Regions from separate parts of the Mus musculus genome. Here regions 2 and 3 are each linked to region 1. The links are chromatin loops, found by intact Hi-C in ENCODE. Cell type or tissue: heart. All regions are shown on one strand. Links, peaks and the distances in the headings refer to the core of each region. The heading gives the core; the rest is flanking DNA.

What was found. Peaks named below come from ENCODE experiments on the same cell type or tissue, not always from the same donor. Only the 100,000 strongest peaks of a DNase experiment are listed, where the experiment ranks them.
Region 2: it touches region 1 in a loop (3.0-fold over the local background); 18 of 42 quality-filtered maps call a loop at or near these places.
Region 3: a loop joins it to region 1, with 8 times the contacts of the local background. A loop is called at or near these places in 16 of 42 quality-filtered maps.

What each region holds. Positions count from the first base shown.
Region 1 is chr8:45,995,393-46,001,936 of GRCm38, reverse strand. It overlaps Ufsp2 (UFM1-specific peptidase 2), which reads right to left. Exons shown (of 12, transcript NM_138668.2): 11 at 6,275-6,399; 12 at 4,979-5,235. The coding sequence ends at 5,149. It overlaps Ankrd37 (ankyrin repeat domain 37), which reads left to right and starts at 2,087. Exons shown (of 5, transcript NM_001039562.1): 1 at 2,087-2,320; 2 at 2,534-2,686; 3 at 3,449-3,540; 4 at 4,117-4,323; 5 at 4,812-5,029. The coding sequence starts at 2,294. The coding sequence ends at 4,812. In heart, for the core only: CTCF peaks have their summits at 1,852 and 3,523 (motif pointing left); DNase peaks (open chromatin) are centred at 1,936 and 2,576; H3K4me3 peaks cover 2,025 bases; H3K27ac peaks cover 2,096 bases.
Region 2 is chr8:46,160,906-46,167,449 of GRCm38, reverse strand. Cfap97 (cilia and flagella associated protein 97) reads right to left here and starts at 3,799. Exons shown (of 5, transcript NM_025747.4): 1 at 3,701-3,799. In heart, for the core only: no CTCF peak of the experiment used is centred there; a DNase peak (open chromatin) is centred at 3,819; H3K4me3 peaks cover 2,412 bases; H3K27ac peaks cover 1,720 bases.
Region 3 is chr8:46,146,558-46,153,101 of GRCm38, reverse strand. Snx25 (sorting nexin 25) reads left to right here and starts at 661. Exons shown (of 19, transcript NM_001372342.1): 1 at 661-1,320. The coding sequence starts at 946. In heart, for the core only: a CTCF peak has its summit at 3,186 (motif pointing left); DNase peaks (open chromatin) are centred at 1,261 and 1,291; H3K4me3 peaks cover 1,839 bases; H3K27ac peaks cover 1,317 bases.

The DNA.
Region 1 (6,544 bases), core at 607-5,606:
TGAGAGCTTTTACCTAGTGCTGGACTCCACATATGACAATACAAACCTGGCCAAGCAACAAGTGCCCACTACTGCAACAGGGGCACAACTGTCATGGGGTAACTGCTTTCTGATTGGACTTTAAGCTGGCTCCTCAGGAGAGAATATCATATTTGGTACTGTAATCCTGGTCGAGAGCCCATGGATGGGGAAGTCATAGATAGGTCTTAAGGTAGAAGTCACCATTGTTATTTTTCTAGATGGCTAGGTTTTCAAATAGCTGTGTGTGTGTGTGTGTGTGTGTGTGTGTGTGTGTGTGTGTGTGTCAGGATCAGACTGCAAGTCTCGGGGATTCTCCTATGTTCACCCCCTCCAGCTTTGGAATGACAGGTGCAGGTAGCTGTCCTTGTTTTGTTATTCATGTGGGAGCTGAAGACTGAACTCAGGTTAGTATGCAAATTACATTACAATCTTAGAAATGGTCAAATTATACACATCTGAGAGAACTGTATTAAAATCAGATTATCAGGTTTGATTTGCACCTGTTGTACACACCTATATAACTAGAGTTAAATACAATTTTTTTTTTTTCAGGCACTGAGGAGCCATGAGTGAAAAAAGTTTTAAGAAGCCCTGTTCTAGGGAACAGCCTAAGATTGTGGACCACCACAATGAGCAGTGTGCCTTATTAAAGAATTATATTGGTTAGTGAAAATTAATGGGTGAGAATTTTGTGACTTGTTGGGAAAACTGTGACTATGATAAACTTGCTGTTCTTTAAAACCATACTGGTTCAGATATCTTCTGTTACAACTATTGAAAAAGAATCCTCATTAAAACGGGAAGCCAAATATTTAAATAAAACTTCCTTAGGAGCTAAGATTTACAGGAAGAAGCACAACATAGACTATTTTAAGCGACACGGTCTTCTGTGTCAAGTAAACTCTACATGTTATTTGATGTCTAACCAGCTGTTAATAGTTTCTTACCTCTATGTTTCACCTGCTACCATTAACTTTAACTACAGTCAGAAGTCAACAGGGTTCATGAAAAGGAATTCAAACTTTGCAGTTATTACATTGTCATGAATTTTACCAGTAATGCCATGTTTGTTTTAAAATCTCACCCTAAATTATTGTTTCTTTTGGTCTGCTTCTCAGACTTTACTGACTTCAAGGCTTTGAGTAGTAGTATCCTGGGAAGAGTCCTTTTGTTCCTCAGGCTTATCTGATGCTCTAATTTGGGTTCTGGGTTTTGATGAAGCCCTTCTCATGTCCTAGCGCAGGGGTTCATGCTGTCAGCAGATCACATCACTAACATTAAATCACTTGGCTGCTTTCTTCACGGTAATCTTTTGTTCTTTCCTTTCCGTATTCTTATTATTCCTAATAACCGGAGTGAGGGCCATCCCCTTGGCAAACTCCTTGTATTTACTAGCTATTGCCGGAACCAGGACGGGTTTCGGACCCTCAGGGGACGTGTGACAATGGGTGGCTTATTTCACAGGAATTGCCACCTTGCTCACAAAGGCAACACTGACTGATAGGTAATTCACTGGGTTTGGGAGAGCATCTCCTATGGTAAACCCTCCGTCACAGTCTCATCGACATGCCCTCTAACGCCCCACCGCTGCATCCCCTTCCAAAGCATCCTGCGGCGCGCGCGGCGGCGGAGGACGTGGGGCAGGAGGAAGCACCTTCGGACCAAGCTGGAGGTGGAGGACGCGGGGCCTGCGGGGGTGGATGGGTGTGGGCTACTTCTGCTTCCCTCTTTTCCGGGCTACGTGCGTGCTCTCAGTCACAAAGCCATGCACCGGCGATTGCGGCTTCTCCAGAGGGCTAAAAGGGCTTGACTCCACCCAGCAGTACGTGCCTAGCTCGGCTCGCATCATGGCCGCCGCCAAAGCGCAAAGGCCAGGCCTTCCACCCTCTTCGCCCACCACCTTCACTGCGCACGCGTGCTGCGGCCGCCTGGGCTTCGCTCCCAACAGGGCGGACCCAGGGGGAGGTCGGCCTGGCCAATCAGCTGGCAGGCCGCGCAGCAGGCTCCGCCCCCTCCTCTTTTGCTTGGGGTTCCAGGCTGCACATGTCAGTGTTTGGGTACGTGAGGCCGCAGCGGGGCTGGGGACATCGCGCTGGGCAGAACCAGGCCGTGGGAACGCTCCCAGGCTGGGGAGCGGCGGGGAGGAGCCGCGGCCCTGCAGGTTCCCGAGAGCTTTAAATTCTCCCGAACTGGGGCAGTCCCTTGCATTCTTACCGGCCAGTGTTGCCTCTCTGAACTCCCGGGGACACTTGTCATCTGCTTTAGGTGGGCGATGCTGTTGCTTAGTTGCAACTTGGAGGTGAGACTCTCGCCCCTTTAAGTCCTGCAGGCTAGATCTCCCAGAGGTCTGTGTGTCTTAGGAGCTCTAACAAACGTGACAGTGACAAACTGCTGGGTTACCAAGTCAAACCTTGTCAGATCTTGTTTTCTTTTTTTTTCCGTGGAGGGGTGGATTTTCAGCTCAGAGGGCTCGAGCGGGACAGGACAGTGACAAGCTGTTCTTTTCCTGCAGGAGGATGACCTTAAGAGTTTGCTGGAGACAGGAGCATCAGTGAACGCACCTCCGGATCCCCAGGAGCAGTCGCCTGCTCACCTAGCTGCAGGTGGCGGCCTTGCGTGCTTTCTTCTCTGGCAGCTGCAAACAGGTGCTGACCTCAACCAACAGGTAACTAGGTAACCGATTGTTGCTATGTACAACCCTCTCCTCCACCCAGTGTCTGCACGGACATTTCCTAGATGTCCGTTTCAGTTGGTATAAACAGGCATATAGGAATTTCCAGGAGAAAAATACATACTGCAAGATGGTAACTTGGAACTTTTTAGTATCCACATTAATAAAACAAAAACAAGCCATGGGATTTCTTTTAATAATCTAATCCCAAATACTCTTTCAGTATGTAATTATATCAGCAATGATTTATGTGTATTTTATTTTGCTCTTGTACCACGGTTCCCAATTCAGTGTGTATTTTACTTTTATGGCATAGCTCAGTGAAGTCGAACCACATTTCAAATATATATATATAGCATGTATTTACTGTACTTTTAAAAGTACTTGCTATTGTCCAAGTTCCAGTCAACCAGGAAATAGTATGTGGGAAACATGCCCACCATCAATTCTTCCAGTAGTCTTCATCTTCATTAGAGTGTGACGAAGTTTTTAATTGTAAACCTTTGGCTTCTATAGAACTCTATAGTGTGCTGGCATTCCCTTAATTTTTTAATGTGTGCAAATATGATGGCATGTTTTTATTAATGGAAACTTTGTATTAGCACAGCAAGAGAACTTCATGAAAAATACAATTAGTGGAATAATCCAGTTGTTACAAGGTAGTTTTCACTGGCTCCCTCAAATAGCTGGTATTACTTTGCCCACTGGCTTCTACAGAATGTTAGGGAGACCCTAATGTGCAGTCTTGTCTTACAGGATGTCTTGGGAGAAACTCCACTCCACAAGGCAGCAAAGGTTGGAAGCCTGGACTGCCTGAGCCTCCTTGTGGCCAGTGATGTCCAGATTGGGTGAGTCTGAAATCAGTGGTCTGAGGCTTTGTGGTTTCTTGGATTAAATTAACCATACTCCTAATTATATATGATCTTAAAAATAATACTCGCCTAACTGGTAATATAATGTTATCCTTCCAGGAATTGAATATTATCAAATAGAGTAAGTGGAAACAGATGTTCGGCATCCAGAGGTGCAAGTCTTCATGGCATTCTACTACAGTTTTGGCTCAGGAAGACTTTTCCTATAGAAGTTCTCACTGGCTATCTACTGAACCATATAGTTAAATACAGTGAATTTGAACACCAAATATTCTTGTAGTTAGATTCTTTCAATAGTGAAATATGATAATGGAATAAAAATACGATAGACTGTCCATGATATGCGGTGTGCTAGTCACTGAGCATACAGTGAACAGAATTTAATTTCCTTGATCTTTCTTTGGCCCAATTCCGGTGTGATGTGTATGTATGTTCTCGAGAGTGTGAGACCTCTTTTATCCTGTTCCCTGTGTTGATATGTATTCCAATTTCCTCTACTAGAAAAATAATAAACAATAATTTTCACTTAACTCAATTTTTGTCTAATTTCAGCGTATGCAATAAGAATGGGCAGACAGCTGAAGATCTTGCTTGGTCATATGGCTTTCCAGAATGTGCCAGGTTTCTAACAATGATTAAATGTATGCAGACGGCAAGATCATCAGGTGAGCAACAGGAGCGTGACCCCCGTGCTCCTGTGCTGAGACAGAAGCGGAGTTTCAGGACTGTGGAGAGTGGAGTGATGAAGAGAAAGTGTTGGTGAGTGCCTCATGGTGTGGCCTGCTTTCTCCTTAGGATTGGCTCTCCTGGCAGACTTGATTGTTGCACTTAATGTTGGCACTCTGATCTAAGGTCCAGTATATTTTTGTTTTTTAAAATTTTATCATTGGTTATAGTTACTGCTGACCAGCTTCTAGAGACCAAAAGTTTGTCCTGTATGGTGGGAATTTGGGGACGAGACCTTCTTTTAAAAGTTTTTTAAGGTTGTGTGTTTGTGTGTACACACATTCATGTGCCTGTGTGTGTGGAGGCCAGGAGAGGACCTGGGACCCCTTGGAGCTGGGAGGCCAGGCCAGGCATTTGTAGTCTGTCTGTCTGTCTTGTTGCTTGGGAGCTGGGATACAAGCTCCGGTCCTCATGATTATGGAGCAAGCGCTCCTACCACTGGGCCATTTCTCAGGTCCCCTTAGAAATATTTTTAGTCTCAACATGTTTGTTTGTTTGTTTTTTTTTTCTCTCCAAAACAGATGTCTTGTTGGGCAAGAGGAAAGAAGAGGCTTGAAGAAGAGCTTCACTTCAGACAGATCTACAAGCCATTGCTTTGGCTCATCACATGATGAAACTCCTGAGGAGGAAAACTTTCTTCTAAGTGAAGAGAACATTCATGAATACATGTATTTACATGACTACAATATTTTGGATGTGCATGTTTTTTACTTAACTTATTAAAAGAATATTCAAGGAATTAAAATTTCTGTGCATTCTTTACTACTTTTTAAATCACAGCTAAGATTTAAAATTATGTATGCTTTTATTAACATTAGAACAGCTCTTTTATATTCATAGTCTTGCCTCCAAGATAATTTAAAGAGCATTAGGTCGTTGAGGAAGGCATAAGTTATAGTATGCATCCTTGTTCCAAAAGTCTGGACTCTTCCATCCACACCAGCCCTAGATTTGGGAGAAAGGAGAACAAATCCTTTACAACACAAGACTCCACAATAGAAACTGTATAATATCAAGCTCTGTCAGCAGGACTTTGGCATAAGACTCAGATACTGATGTAATTAAAGGATTTTCTAAGTGAAGAAAAATCACTTGTATCCTGTGCTAGACAATCAGTAAATTGCTCCGGAATGGGAAAATGTTGCTATTATCTAAAGAAATTACATTTATTTTGTGATTGTGAAGGCCTGAGGACCACTTGCAAGAGTTGGTTCTTGTCTACCATGTAGGCTCTAGGGGTCAAAGTCAGGTCATCAGGTTTGGCAGAAAGTGTTTTTATCTGCTGAGCCATCTCACCAGCCTGTCATATGAGAATTAGCTGGCTATAAATCAATTTATATTTGTACCTCATGTAGTTGATACAATGTTAACAAATACTTCCAAATTTGCCTCAACTTCCAACCTTTAGAATTATGTTACATGTATGTAAGTGAGAAGCAGCCACATCTTCATAATGACTGGTGTTTTGATTATTGATTAACCGATCCTAGAATTATTAAGGGCATATGTGCATTTGTACATGAGATGCAGATCCTGGAACTGGATTTACAGGTGGCCGTGAGCCCCATGACGTGTACACTGAGAACTGAGCTGGAAACTGAACTCTGTTCCTCTGCAGGAAGGGCAAGAGCTGCTGGCTGCCCACTCATCTCCCCAAGTCTGATCTTAAAAGGAAGAAAGTATATTCTGCTCTCTTGTTTTTAAGACATCGATGAGACAACACAACTGCATGTGCTATAAATTCTGTAAAGGAAATGTGTCATGTTCTATTATGAAGCTTAGTCAATTGCAAAGCTTTTATAAACATTTAGTCCCGTGGTTTCTGCTGTATTTCCTAGCTTTCCTCCATAGGGCCAGGATTACTCAACAGACTTAGAACAACTGCTGTCAGGTCACTGCCCTGGCCTGGCTTCTTTGCTAACAGCTGTCTCTGGCTCTGCTCTGCCTTGTGCCTTGAGTTTAGGTGACAGGGAGAGTGAGTTACCTTTTCCAACATAACCTGCAGGTCTTCAGCACCTGTATAGTGTGGGTCTAGAATCAGGAATTTTATCTGCCCCGTGGTTTCATTCCATGCGACTCCTAGTATTGTGTGAGCCAATACCCCTCCCCCTAGGGAAAAAGAAATACGTAACAGGGCATAAGTTAGTTTCAACTGCTTATTCAGCTCAAATAAAGATTGTTTTCCTATTAATTGACAGCATTATAACAGATTGTCAATTATTGTAAAAGACCATGATAGCAAATATACTTAAAG
Region 2 (6,544 bases), core at 794-5,793, 170 kb before region 1:
AACAAGGTGATGGAATCTCCTCAAATAATAATAATAATAATAATAATAATAATATAATTATAATAATTTAGTGTAATTTTAGTGTAATTTTAGCTATCATAATATCTAGATAGATATCAAAGTCTACTCTTTCAAGTAATTTATAAAACTAATATTTAATTATTAATAATTAATTTTAAAAGATAAAGAATCCTCTTTATTTCTTATCAAAACAATTAACAGCAAATATAGATTATATATATATACACATACATACACACACACATATATGCTATCTTTTTGAATATATCTTTCATTGGGACTCTGAAGCACTCCTACTGTCCTTCTCCAGAAAGAGGGTAAAACAGACTTAACCAAAGACCAAAATCTTTATTATGTAATTTACTTGAAGTTTGTAGATCTGCTATAGTTAATATATATGGATGAAAAAGATACATATATAGTTATCTGTATTGGATTAAGAATAACATACAGATTTAAATAAGTTGAGGGGAGACAAAAGTTGACTTGCTAGAAGAGATGCCACTGCATTTTAACATTTCCCATTGCTATGACAACTACAATGTACAATATAAGTGAAAATATGCTTCATGTATGAAGAAGGATGAACTGAACCAGGCGTACCCAGGCATAAAGCTTGGCTTCACACATTCTGGTCTGTGATCCAGGGACATGTACAAGAATGCGTATATTAAGCTCTGTAACAGCAACGAGTTACAAACATCCTCTCCTAATGTCTAAGAAGAAATGGATAAGTAAAATAGTATCAAGATCTGATAAAAAGGATACATTGAGATCTATAAAGAAATAGTGTTGAATTAAAAATCAGGACTAAATGAGCAACAATAAATAACAGGAAACTATGTGGTAGTCTTCAGTAGGCACACACATAAAGACAAAGCCATAGACGATAGGTAGGAAGAGCATACATTAAACATCTATGAGTCTAAATGCAGGAAGAAAAGGAGGGGACAAAACTGAGGAAAGGCCAGTTAGGGCAGGATCCCCAGAATATTAGATAGCATTCTAGCCACTCACGTTAAAAAAAAAGTCAAAATACTCACTGAACAAATGGCAGGGACCTTTATAACCCAATTAGCTCCCCCTCCTTAAATGGTTTTTGTTTTGTTTTGTTTTGTTTTTGTAAGATAACTTATTGCTTATTGAAAACAATAAAGGCCTGAAATTACAGTTGGCTGTTTCCCTCCTCTATCATTTCTGGCTAATAACTTTGCAATTATAATGGTTTTTATGTTTCCTTAAATTTCAAAAGAACAGTTTGAAAGCACAACCTCAAGTATTATAATAAACCACATGTCATAGCTCAATGTAAGATAAATTCAGTAGGCCATGCTAATCTTTAAAGCACAGCAGTATAAAAATTGAAAAGTGCATGCCACATTTGAAGTAATGTTTCATGAAATTTATTTCTATCTTTATATATATTCCATATAGTAGTACTTGATATAAAACTTGTTTCTTACTGGGGGGGGTCTCATCAATGAGTTTGAAATGTCACTGATCTATGGAAATTCCAAATTGTTACTAAATGGTAATATAAGAGAAATGGATGGAAATTTAAATTGAGTAGTCCTGGAGTTTCAAGTGTTAAGGGCAATATTATCTCATCTAGGATAAGTACTTCCCAAATGGATAGACCCAGCACTAAATCAACCTAAAAATACATTGTACGAGCTCTAACGTAAATCTCTTGAAATTGAAGAATTTCATACTAGACAAAAAAAAAAATCACTAAATGATGAGATAGTTTGCAGAATCGTAGCCATAACCGAAAAGTCAGTTTAGGACCACTGAGATCACTGGGTCAGTAATGGTGCTTGCTACCAAGCCTGCCAGCCTGAGTTTGGTTCCTGGGACTTACAGGATGGAACAGGAGAACTAAGCCCTGGTCCTCCCAACCTCCACAAGTACTAATGAGTGTGTCCCCCAATAAGTTTATTAAAGAAAAAAGCAGTCATCATCGTAACAGAAGTTATTAATGGTTTGCTCAGAAACAGTAGTACATCTTGACTAACAGACATGTGACATCTTACTGAAGTGTATGCTTAGGTTTATTCAGAAGTAGGTTGGGTGAGATAGAAAAGCTTAAATAGTTCCAGTGCTCCAGTTGGGGGGAGGAGAGGGCGCTGGCGTGTGTTTGTAAACATGGTGCTGAGGTGGTGGATCCTTAAGGACTTGCTGGCCAGCCAGTCTTCTACTTGGTGAGTTCTAGGCCAAACAAGGCCATTTCTCAAAAGAGACGGTGAATGGCACCGGATGAAGGACACAGGAAATTGTACTGTGGTCTTCCACACTGATGCTGTCTCGTCTAATTAGTTTCTAGGGGTCCAAGAGCAGAACGGGAAGAGATTTGTCTAAAACTTTGCCTACGGGAGTCTCCTCACGAGACTGGCTAGCGTTGGACCCCTTATAGCGTGTGCTTATAAATCAACTACTAGTGAAGCCAAATTAAGAGGATCACCTGAGCTCTGGAGAAAGATGGAGAGAGGAGAGGATGGGGCGAGGAGGAGGTGGAGGTATAGCCACTCTTACCAGACTGGGCGCTCCAGAGGTCTTTCTTGTTCACCTTTATACATCCAGTGTCTAGAAAAAGACCTACAACAGTTGGGTTTATCCCACAAAGAGGTCTGGAGATTTAAGGCTCAGCCCAGGTTCTTACTCTGCCTCCTATGTAAACAGAATAAAACCATCATGTTTCCAGCGTATTTTGATAATGTCCCTCTCTCCGCTGGAGAGGTGGCCCACTGCCTAGTGTATGTCAAATTTCTGGTGTTTATAGTCAGAATTTCTATTGGGCAAGAGTGGCTGTACACACACAAACTTAAGTTCCAGGAAAACTTAGCGGACGATCTCCCTCATTAACGATTCTTTTGCCAAAATTTACATCAAGGTTGCTTCTAATTCAACTTACATTCGGGAATAGGCAAGAAAAATTGTAGCTTTATAGGATCGTTAAGATTATCTTACAACACACGGGAGAAGGATAAAAATCAAAGGATGGTTCATGAGACTCTAACAACCCTCTGGTGGATCGAGCCAGGTTGCTGTCAAAGCTACCTGGAAGTTACTTGGAGAGTGATGTTTTAGCTTATGCAGAACTAGCAGTAGAAATAACAGCGCTTTCCCAATACACCAGAAAGAATACTCGAATAACCTGTCATTAAAAACGGCATTTTGTACATTTGAGATAAGTCCTTATCTGTCGATATGGACACAATAGGGCACCAAATTAAGCATACAAAAATCTTGGCTCAAACTGAACACCTGGTTTTCAGGAGTCTGGGGCTTCTTCCAGGACCCCAGTCGGTTGCCTCTTCACACTCAGTGCCTCAGAGCTGTGGGTTCGGGTTCAAGCGCCCGGAGAGGGGCAGCCGTGGGCTCGGACCCCGACTCCACGCCTCCTCTCGCGTCCTGCGGGCCGGGCTATCGTTTTTTTTTTTTTTTTTTTTTTTTTAATAGCGGTTACCACGTCGCTCGCCCTGCGGGCTAGCGAGGCCGAGGTGGCGGCGCCTAGGGCTGAGGACAGCCTGTGTCCCCCCCACCGTGGAGGCTCGGCGGTACCCACCCCGGGTGCTCGCCTCCGTCGGGCACTGAACCGGGGAAACGGACCCCGAACGCAGGGGAGGGCCGTCTCGCCCGCTGGAGACCGACCGGATGCGGAAGCCCGAGCGCCGCTCACCTGCGAACTGTGGCCGCCACGGACTCTTGCGCCCCGCGGAGCGTTCGGGTTCTCGCTCGCTCTGCGCACGCGCAGCCACACCTCCACCGTTCTCCCTCCCCCGCGGTAGAAGCTAACGGAGACCGGCGCACGCCTGAGCGCGGGCGGAAGCTCCGGGGGTTGGACTCAGCGGAAGGGGAAAGGCGGGGCGAGCGCGGAGCCGAGTCTCTGCCGGCGAGGGTGAGGGCTGCGCTCCTGTCGTCCGTAGTTCCGGGAGACCCGGTCAAAGTGATCAGGCCGGCGCTGCAGGGGCGACAGCTTCTCGGCAGGACCTCGCGAGGTCTCGGAGGCTCATGGAAAGGAGGCCACCAAGGCCTCCCTGTTGTCCAGGGCATCACCTGCTCGCCTACCCACGACGCTGCGGTAGGTCTAGACGTCCGGGATGGTTTCCTAAAAAGACGCTGTAATCTTGTAATTCTGTAACAAGATGACAATAATAAAAATGGAGGACGACTGTGTGTTTTGTTCGATTTTATTTCAGCAAAACGCTGTTTACACGAACCAGTCCTGGTGGCGGATGCCATTGGTCTCAGCACTTGGGAGTAGAGGGAGAGGAATCCCTGTGTTCTACATAGTGACTTCCAGGCCAGCCAGGGCTATATCGTGAGGCCCGTGTCAAAGGAGGAAAAAATTTCAAATTCAAGCATAGTTAATATGCACCGGGGCAGGTAACCCATAAAGGATGGCCCTTCTGATGGTGAAGGTCCACTTTAAGCAATATAAAAAATGATCTCTATAGACGGTTGAGTGCCTTAATTTCTTGTTGACACATCTAAGGGTCAGGAATGGCAGTACACTCCTGATCTCTATCCTCTAATCACCAGAGTACACGAATATGTTACTTTATCTGGCACAAGAATTTAGCTGATGCAATTAAATTTACATTATCCAGGAGCTCATTGTGTAATCAGCCACTATAAATCCCTATAAAAGGGAGAGGCAAAAGCTTCCAAGCCAGTTAGTTGTAGGAGCTGGGACACAAAATAGTTGAGTGATGTGTGGAAGAGTCAATGAGCCAAAGAATGCATGCATCTCTGGAAGACTGAAAAGAGGGGAGAAGTGGCTTCTACCCCGAAAGAACTCAAATATGCCTGGATTTTAGATTTCTGACCTCCACAGCTCCCTAATCCAAATCAATGAGTTGTTTTATACATCTAACTTTGTAGTAATTTGTTACAGCCATAATAAGTTCTCAGCACTTAAATAAAGGTACTAAGGAAGCAAGCACAAACTTAACATTATATCCTAGGGACTACGAGTGTATTGTTTGTCAGAGCCATGACAGAATAGCTAACACAGTGAGGAAAGATGTGTTGACTCACATTTTGAGAGGGTTCAGTCCTTCATGGCACTACAGAGCAGCAGTTTGTGGAATTATAAGACTGGAGAATCTGGCCTACAGGAAGAGGCCAGGGCAAGGTATAATGCTAGAGATACCTCTAGTGACCTTCTTCCACCTAGGCGCCACCTCCTCCCTATCACCACCTGCTAATAATGCCAGCATATTATGAATCCATCAAGGGTCACTTCATTGATGAGATCAGAGCCCACATGATGTCTCTGGAAATGCCCTCCAGACACACCCAGAGGTGAGCTTCACTAAGTGTCTAGGTGTCTAATCGTGTGTGTGTGTGTGTGTGTGTGTGTGTGATCACAACCACAGCCATCAGACTCAAGAAAGGACTCTTATTTTGAACAATATATTTTATATTTTTGGGGTCCTGATTATTAACAAAGAGAAACTTTTTTTCTTCATTTTGTTGGCTCAAAGACAGTATTTCACTTAATTTTTAACTAATGAAAAAATATTCTGTCAGGGTAGATATAAAGTGTTTGAGTAGACATTTCTCCAAAGAAGATACAAATAGCCAACAACACAAGAAAACACAGGGACTTCACTAAAAATGATTTGAACGAAAATAACCTCTATATGCATGTATTTGAATACTTGGTCCTCAGTTGGTGGAACTGTTTGGGAAGGAGTAAGGTGTGCCTTGTTGGAAGTGTGGCACTAGGGGTGAGCTTTGGCAAAGATCTCAAAAGCCTTCTACTGCTCTGCCTCCTGCTTTTGGATTAAGAAGGGAGTTGTCATCTGTCCCTGCTGCCATGCCATGCCTTTGCACTGCTATCATGGACTCTGACCCTCTGAAACTGGGAACCCAACTAATTGCTCTATTTTATAAGTTGCCTTGGTCACGTTGCTTTGACACAGCAATAAAAAAGTCGCTTAAGACACTACCCATTAAGGAACTGCATATCAAAATCTGTGAAGGCCTTTGAGATGATCGTGTCTGGTAGGTAAATGTGCTTGCCAGATGACTAGAATTAGATCCCAGAACACAAGAAAACATTCAAGGCCACGGAGACAGCACAACTGGTACAAAGTAATTCCAAAGGCAACCTGACAACCTGAATAGAACTTCTAGATTCCACAGTGGAAGTAAAAAACTGGCTACAACCTCACAACTTTTCTATGACACACCTGTGCTCACAAAGTTACCCTAGAACCACAGCTTCACTGTGGTACTTTGCTCTGTACCTGCACACCAAGCATACAAAGTCAGACAATGAGGTTCATTTTAGCCCCACTTGGAGAGTTACCATTTTAGAAGTAGCTGTTGCAAAAACTAGAAATAGACAACAAGATGGATAAGACTCAAAGAAATTGGAAGCCTTTTGCACAGTTGATACATAAGACAGCAGGATAGGAAATTATGGTATTTTCTTGAAAATAGTAAATAGAATTATATGAACTAGCAATTACATTTCAGGATATATGCTCAAAAGAATTCAAAGCAGCATCTT
Region 3 (6,544 bases), core at 556-5,555, 150 kb before region 1:
CATTTGGACATCTTTCATCTCAGCAAACATCGTCTGTAGACTACCGGCTGCAGTCAAGAGAGGAAAGGAAAATATGTTCTCTCAAAATTCTTTGAACCAGTTTCTTTTGCGTGGGTAACAGCTTTTGTACCGAGTAGTTGTTGGCAACAAAAACACAAAATCGGAGCCAAATCGATTGTGGCAGCTATGTACACTCTCTGGCACTGGGGAGTCTTTCCATAAGTAAGTGGGAACCACAGGCTTCGCTTGACTCCTCCAGGTTTGTCTTAGTCCCCTACCCTTGGGCAGTGGAGTGGGGTCCGTTGGAAGAAAGTAGTAAAAGAGAGGATCAGGGACAGTACGAGGTTAATCAGAGAGCTAGAGAACAAGGCTGGCGTCTGGTATGGGGCTGTAGGCAAGGCGAGGAGCGGAGAGACGAAAATAAGGGGGTACCTGAGCGGAGCTCAACGCAGGCTTCTGACACCTGCAGCAAAATTTTCCACGAACAGACGCGGTCCCCGGGGGGCGGGGGCGGGGCTCGGGAAGTAGCGGGGTCCACTGCGATTGGTCGCGCCCCTTTCCGGCCGCCCCCGCCCCGGGTGGGCGGGGCGACCCCGCCCCACTGTCACTCAGCCGCAGGTCCCGCCCCCGCCCCCGCGCGTCTCGAGCCCTTGGGGTTTCAGTCCCCCTCGCGGTCCCGCTACCTGGGCGCGCCCGGTCGGCGGGCAGCTGCGGGCCCGGCGCGGGGCGGCGGCACCGAGGCGGGAGGGGGGGCGCGGCGGTGTCTGTTGGAGCGGTTCCCGCTCAGGGCCGCCGGCGAGGGCATGAGCGCGGGCTGCCCTTGCCTCGCGAGCGGCGGCGGGAGCGGCGAGGCGGCGGGGCGCCGCGCACAGGCCACGGCCCGGGGCGGCGCCGGGGGGCTGCGGGCCGGGAGATGAGCCTGTCGCCAGCGGCCCAGGAAGCAGCATGCACCGCGATGCCACCGACAGCAGCGGCGCCCGCCGCGGCCCCACGTCCGCCGCAGACGCCTGCCGCGCTGCCCGGGGCTCCGCGGACCGGCCGCGGACGGCGGACGGCCCGGGCTGGGGCTGGCGGGGGCCCGCGGCCGTGGCCGCCCTGGCAGTGCTGGCGCTGTGCTGCCTGGTCCCAGGCTGGGGACCGGCGGCGGGCACGGGGCCGGGCGCCGTGCTGCTGCGCCTCAGCCTGTACCTGAGCTGCGCCGCGGCCGCCTTGCTGCTGGGGACACTGGTCTCGCTCGTCTGCTGGAGCCCGCGCGCCCAGCCGCCGGACTTCGTCTCTTCCTGGAGCCGGCTGGCGGCGACCGTCCGCTGTCCGCTGCGGGTGAGTACCGGTCTCGACTGCCTCGCGTGCCCGCGGCCTCGTGCGCGCGCAGACCCCGGGGGGCTCCGGCCGGGTGGCCCTCCGGCAGCCGAAGCCCGCGGAAGACTGGGCTGCGCGGGCTTGGTCACGCGCGCCGTTTTAGGCGCTGTAGTTAACTCATCCACCATCCTCTGCACAGAGAGATCCATCCAGGCGGGTCTCCGATGTTGAAGTGCAGTTGGTGAGTGCCGAGAAAAATCCGCTTACAGCACCCACGGGAGGCAGGCTTCGCATTCATCACTGATGCTCCTGTTTGGTTCTTCGATCTGTAGTGGTTGGGAGATAACTTTATGACGGCTTACAGAAGAGAAAACTTGGTTAGGTCACCCAGTCCGAGGGAGCTCACTCAATGGGCCCCGTGTACTTCATACCTGTAAGGTCCTGTCTTCCACCATGTTGGTTAAGTTGTCATGCAGCTCAGGTGGATGTCTATTTGAGGGGGTTGAGGGGGTGGCATGCTCACCAGGAACCACTGTCGTTTGTTAAGAGGAAAAGCTGTCCTCAGGCAGGTGTAGGACATCAGGGTTGTGGTTATGTTGCGGAACGTAGGAAAGAACTGGATTTTCAACGTGCTTTGCCCTCCTTCCTACCAACCCTGTTTGCCTTAAATCAAACTTTACCTCCAGTCTGTTTATAATAACCCTTTAAAAGGACCTTCATTTTACCGGACTTGGCTGATTGATATCTTCATAAAACTAAAATTGCCCGAGATCTTGGGAGCCAGAGCAATGGCAGTGGCTCAACTTCATAAAAACGTTTGTTAGAGTGACTGCTGTCCCCAGAGTTTCTATTTGCTTATGGCATGAACCGTTTATTACTTTCTGGAAGAGCTTCCTACTTTTCAAAATGACTTTCCAGAGCCTGTCACTTCAGAATGGCATCCTCACTCATTAGACTCAGGAAACACAGCGGCAGTCTCAAAAGAATAGCAATGCCTGTTCCGCTTAGAAACTTTGATTTGGCTAAACATTTGTGACTATCGTTTGCATTTTAGAGTTGGTGGGTAGATGTGTTCTTCCTTCTATTCTTTTCTCAGTTCTAATAAGTAAGGGTCCTAAAAGTTTACCAGTTAGGTTTTAGACCTATATAAGGCACACCACAGTTTAAATATTATACATACAAACATATACTAAGTTCAGTATAAATTTATTGAGCATCTTTTATAAACTAACTCTTACATGTTTTTGAAGTTTGGGTTGAATTAGCAAGCCACGTAAAAGTCCTAGTCAATGCAGATTATATTCCTGTGAGGAGCCAGACAAGAAATAAGATAATTTTGGATGGAGTTTATAAAACAAAAATGAAACTAAGAGCTGAGTAGTTGTGCATGAATGTAGGTGAAGGAAAGGAGTGCAAATGGTGGGCCAGGTTCACAGTTGTGATATTATCATTTACCTGTCAGGTCCCCAACCACCTCACTGCAGGGATTGCCTCTTGGTTTCCTTCAGGGCGTACACCATCACACCTGGTTTGTTTCTGAGTAAGGGGAAATTTAAATTGTCATCCAGGAAAATGATTTTGCAAATGATTTAGGGGAAAAAAAGTCCAGCAAGTGTAAACCTGATTTCAGGTTATAGAAGGGGTACATTTTAACCTGGGGAAAGGTATTACTGGCTATCCCATTTCAACTCAAATCCTGGTGACAGCTTTACCTAAGATCATCAGGAAGCTACTTTCTAAGTTGCAGATCAAAAATTGAAGGTCGGGCTGGCAAGATGGCTCAGCGGGTAAGAGCACTGACTGCTCTTCCAAAGGTCGTGAGTTCAAATCTCACAACCACATGGTGGCTCACAACCACCCGTAATGAGATCGGACGCCCTCTTCTGGTGCGTCTGAAGATAGCGACAGTGTACTTACATATAATAGTAAATAAATAAATCTTTGGGCCAGAGTGAGCAGGGACTGAGCAAGCGGGGCTGTCTGGAGGGAGCAGAAATCCTAAATGCAACCCCCAACAACCACATGAAGGCTCACAACCATCTGTACAGCTACAGTGTGCTCACATACATAAAATAAATAGATAAATCTTTTAAAAAAAATTGAAGGACATGTTAGTCGCAGAATATTCAGGTTTTCTTACAGGCGATGCTTACTCCAGCCCCACCGTTTGCTGTTATTTGCATTAACTCAGGTTTTTAAGTGAGTGTTATCTTTATGAATGGAAGGCTGGGAGGCAGAGACATGTGGTGTAGTGTAAGATATCTGGGAGTTCCGTGGGAGTAGACTAGAAACTGGACCACACAGGTCATCCACCATATGTGGAACAGGAGGCTGGCTAGCAGTCAGCCAAATGGAGACAGCCGAGCAGTGAATACTACAGAAATTCAGATTCAGAATTTAAAAATGCTCTGTACTTCTCTAGTGCCCTTCCAAGGCTTTACATACGGGCTGGATAAAAATCCTTTTCTATCCCTTCTCTCCCACCTTCTCTCCCTCTTTGGTTTCCTTCGGTGGAGGAAAAAAAAAAAAAACCAAACCTGCACACATTGCTAACGGTAGATAAAGACTTGTTTTTTGTTTTTGTTTTTTTGGAGGCAGAAGCTTGCTATATAGGCCAGACTAGCCTTGAACTCTCTCTCTCTCTTTTTAAAGAATACTTTTAAAAAAATGTATATGTGGTGTCTGCATGTATGTGTGTATACATGTATGTGGGTACACTTGCCTAAGTCCAGGCCAAAGGTCAACAGTTGACATCTCTATCAAGTTGATTAATATTATCATAAAACTGAAAACTGCTCAAGTCCTTTGGGGCCAGGAGAATGACAGTAGCTCAAGTTCATGAAAATGTTACTCCACTAAAGAGGCAGAAAGACTGTGAGAGCCAGAGGGGATGGGGTCACCAAAGGAACAGGGCCTTCTGGACACAAGAGGACTGACATACCTGTGGACTCACAGAGACTGTGGAGGCACACACAGGGCCTGCACAGGTCTAAGCCAGATGGGGTCCCAGTGCCAAGATGGGAAGTGGATATGAGCTCCCACTCACAAAGGAAAATTAGTTTTCTCCAACAGAGTCTCACTGGGTGTGTAAAACCACATTTAAGGGCAGGCCTCATACCCACCGTAGATGATACAAAATGAACTCAATGGCATTTTTGGAATTTTCTTTTTTTGTTGTTTTTTTGTTTGTTGGTTGTTGTTGTTTTTGTTTTTGTTTTGTCATACAATGCTTTGTCTGGAGATTTAAAAAAAAACTGTACAGATCTTTTGTTTATATGTTATGGTTTCTGATTTTTTTTAATGGATTTTGCTTTTTCTTTGGCTCTTTTTCCTGTTTGTTTTGTGTTATTCTGGTTTATTTGATCTTAACATATCTTATTATTATTTCAAATTCCCATTTATATTTTAAAGAGAAGAAAGAATGAAAGAAAGAGATGGTGTGGATTTGGGTGGGTCAGGAAGTGGGGAAGAACTGGGAGAAGCTGGGGGAAGGGAACTGTAGTCAGAATATATTGTATAAAAACTATTTTCGATAAAAAATATAATTTTTATTTTGTATATGTGGTACATGCATGCATATTTGTGTGCATGTATGTGTGTGAGTACACTGGCCCACATTGAGGCCAGAGGTCAACAGTGATGCCGTTTTCTTTCTCCACATTACTATTACTATTATTGTCATCATCTTTGTCGTCGTCGTTGTCATCATCATCATCATCATCATCATCATCATCATCATCGAGACAGGGTCTCAATGATGCTGCAGCTTCCCATTGGAGCTAACCTGGCTGGCCAGTGAGTTATCTAGGGATAACTGCCTGTCTCTATCCTCTGAAAGCTCCGTCTTTTACAGAGTGTATGCACCCAACAAAGATGGTGGGAATGTAAACTCAGGCCCTCAGGCTTGTACAGAGTTCTCATGCACAGCCTGGGCCTCTTCCTGCCGCAGCTTCTGAGGACGGACGGGGATTGGAGGTGTGGATTATGACACCGGCTTGAGGAGGCTTGTCATGCTTCTGGAGGCGTCCTTGTGTTCTCAGTTGTTAACACCACGTGGTTAGGATCTATAAGTGACATGTTTTGTTATTATCCCCTGTACCTAACAGGAGTTGAAGGCTGCTCAAGTGTTTGCTGATGGTAATTAGGAAAGTTAGGTTTCTTTATGGTCACTTAAGTGTGTGCTTTTCCTTAACAATTAATCTCATACCTAGTGGGTAGCTTAGATATGTTCAGATTTTGGATTTTTTTTTTTTATCAGTAGGAACAACTACTGATTAAAAGTAGCTTTCATCCCAGAGAGAAATTCTATCTCAACAGTCCAGTGGTATTTTTACGACATACAGAAGCCTTTCAGATCAAGGTTGATCCCAGTGTCTGGAGAATAGCTGTCTGGGTCCTATAGGGACAGTTCTTAGCACAGTTCTTTGCTGAGAGGGCTGTCCTAGTGTCATGTTCCTAGTCTAAAGTGTAGCTTGGAATTCTGCTAGACCACTTAGCCTGTTTGGATTTGAGCATTCACTAGGTACAGGCGCTGGACCCTAGCACTCGACGCAAGGCAGGCAATGGCAGGAGAAATGAGAATGGGAATGGAGTCATTTGATATCGAAAGGCTTATTGCTCCAGGCAGTTGAGACTGTATCCTCTTGTGGAAGAGAGGGGCACAGCTGACATTCTGGGAAATAGATCTCATTGAATTCCTTTCTACCTTCTCTGTCTCACACTCTGGAGTTTTCTCTTTTTGGTAGATACAATTTACTAGCTACTTAAAAAAAAAGGCTTATTGTAAGTTGGAAATTTTATAATAGTGTATGTTTATAGGGGACACACTGTGGGCTATTATGCTAATATGATAAACAAATTAACCTCCATCGACTGAAATACTTAATGTTTTTCTATTTGATTTATACCATGTTAAAGTGAGTAAGTAATTAATGGGAGTTGGAGGGCCAGCACAGCAGGATCCACGGGAGTTGCGTGTAGTAGCATACGGGGAACAGAAGACCATAGCTGTTTAAGGAAAGTGGGAGACTGTGAAGTTAATCAGACAGAAAAGTTTAGAAAGTCTGTCAAATCAAATCAACAAGCATTTCTACTTTCTGATCTTGTTAGTTTTTTGTTTGTTTGCTTTTTTTTTCTTTTTTGGGGTTTTTTGTTTTGTTTTGGTGGTTGTTTTGTTTTTGCCTGCCCAGTTGCTGAGTGCCAGCGCCAAGTATGCTCTCGGGGGATGGAGTTTGATGAGAACAAG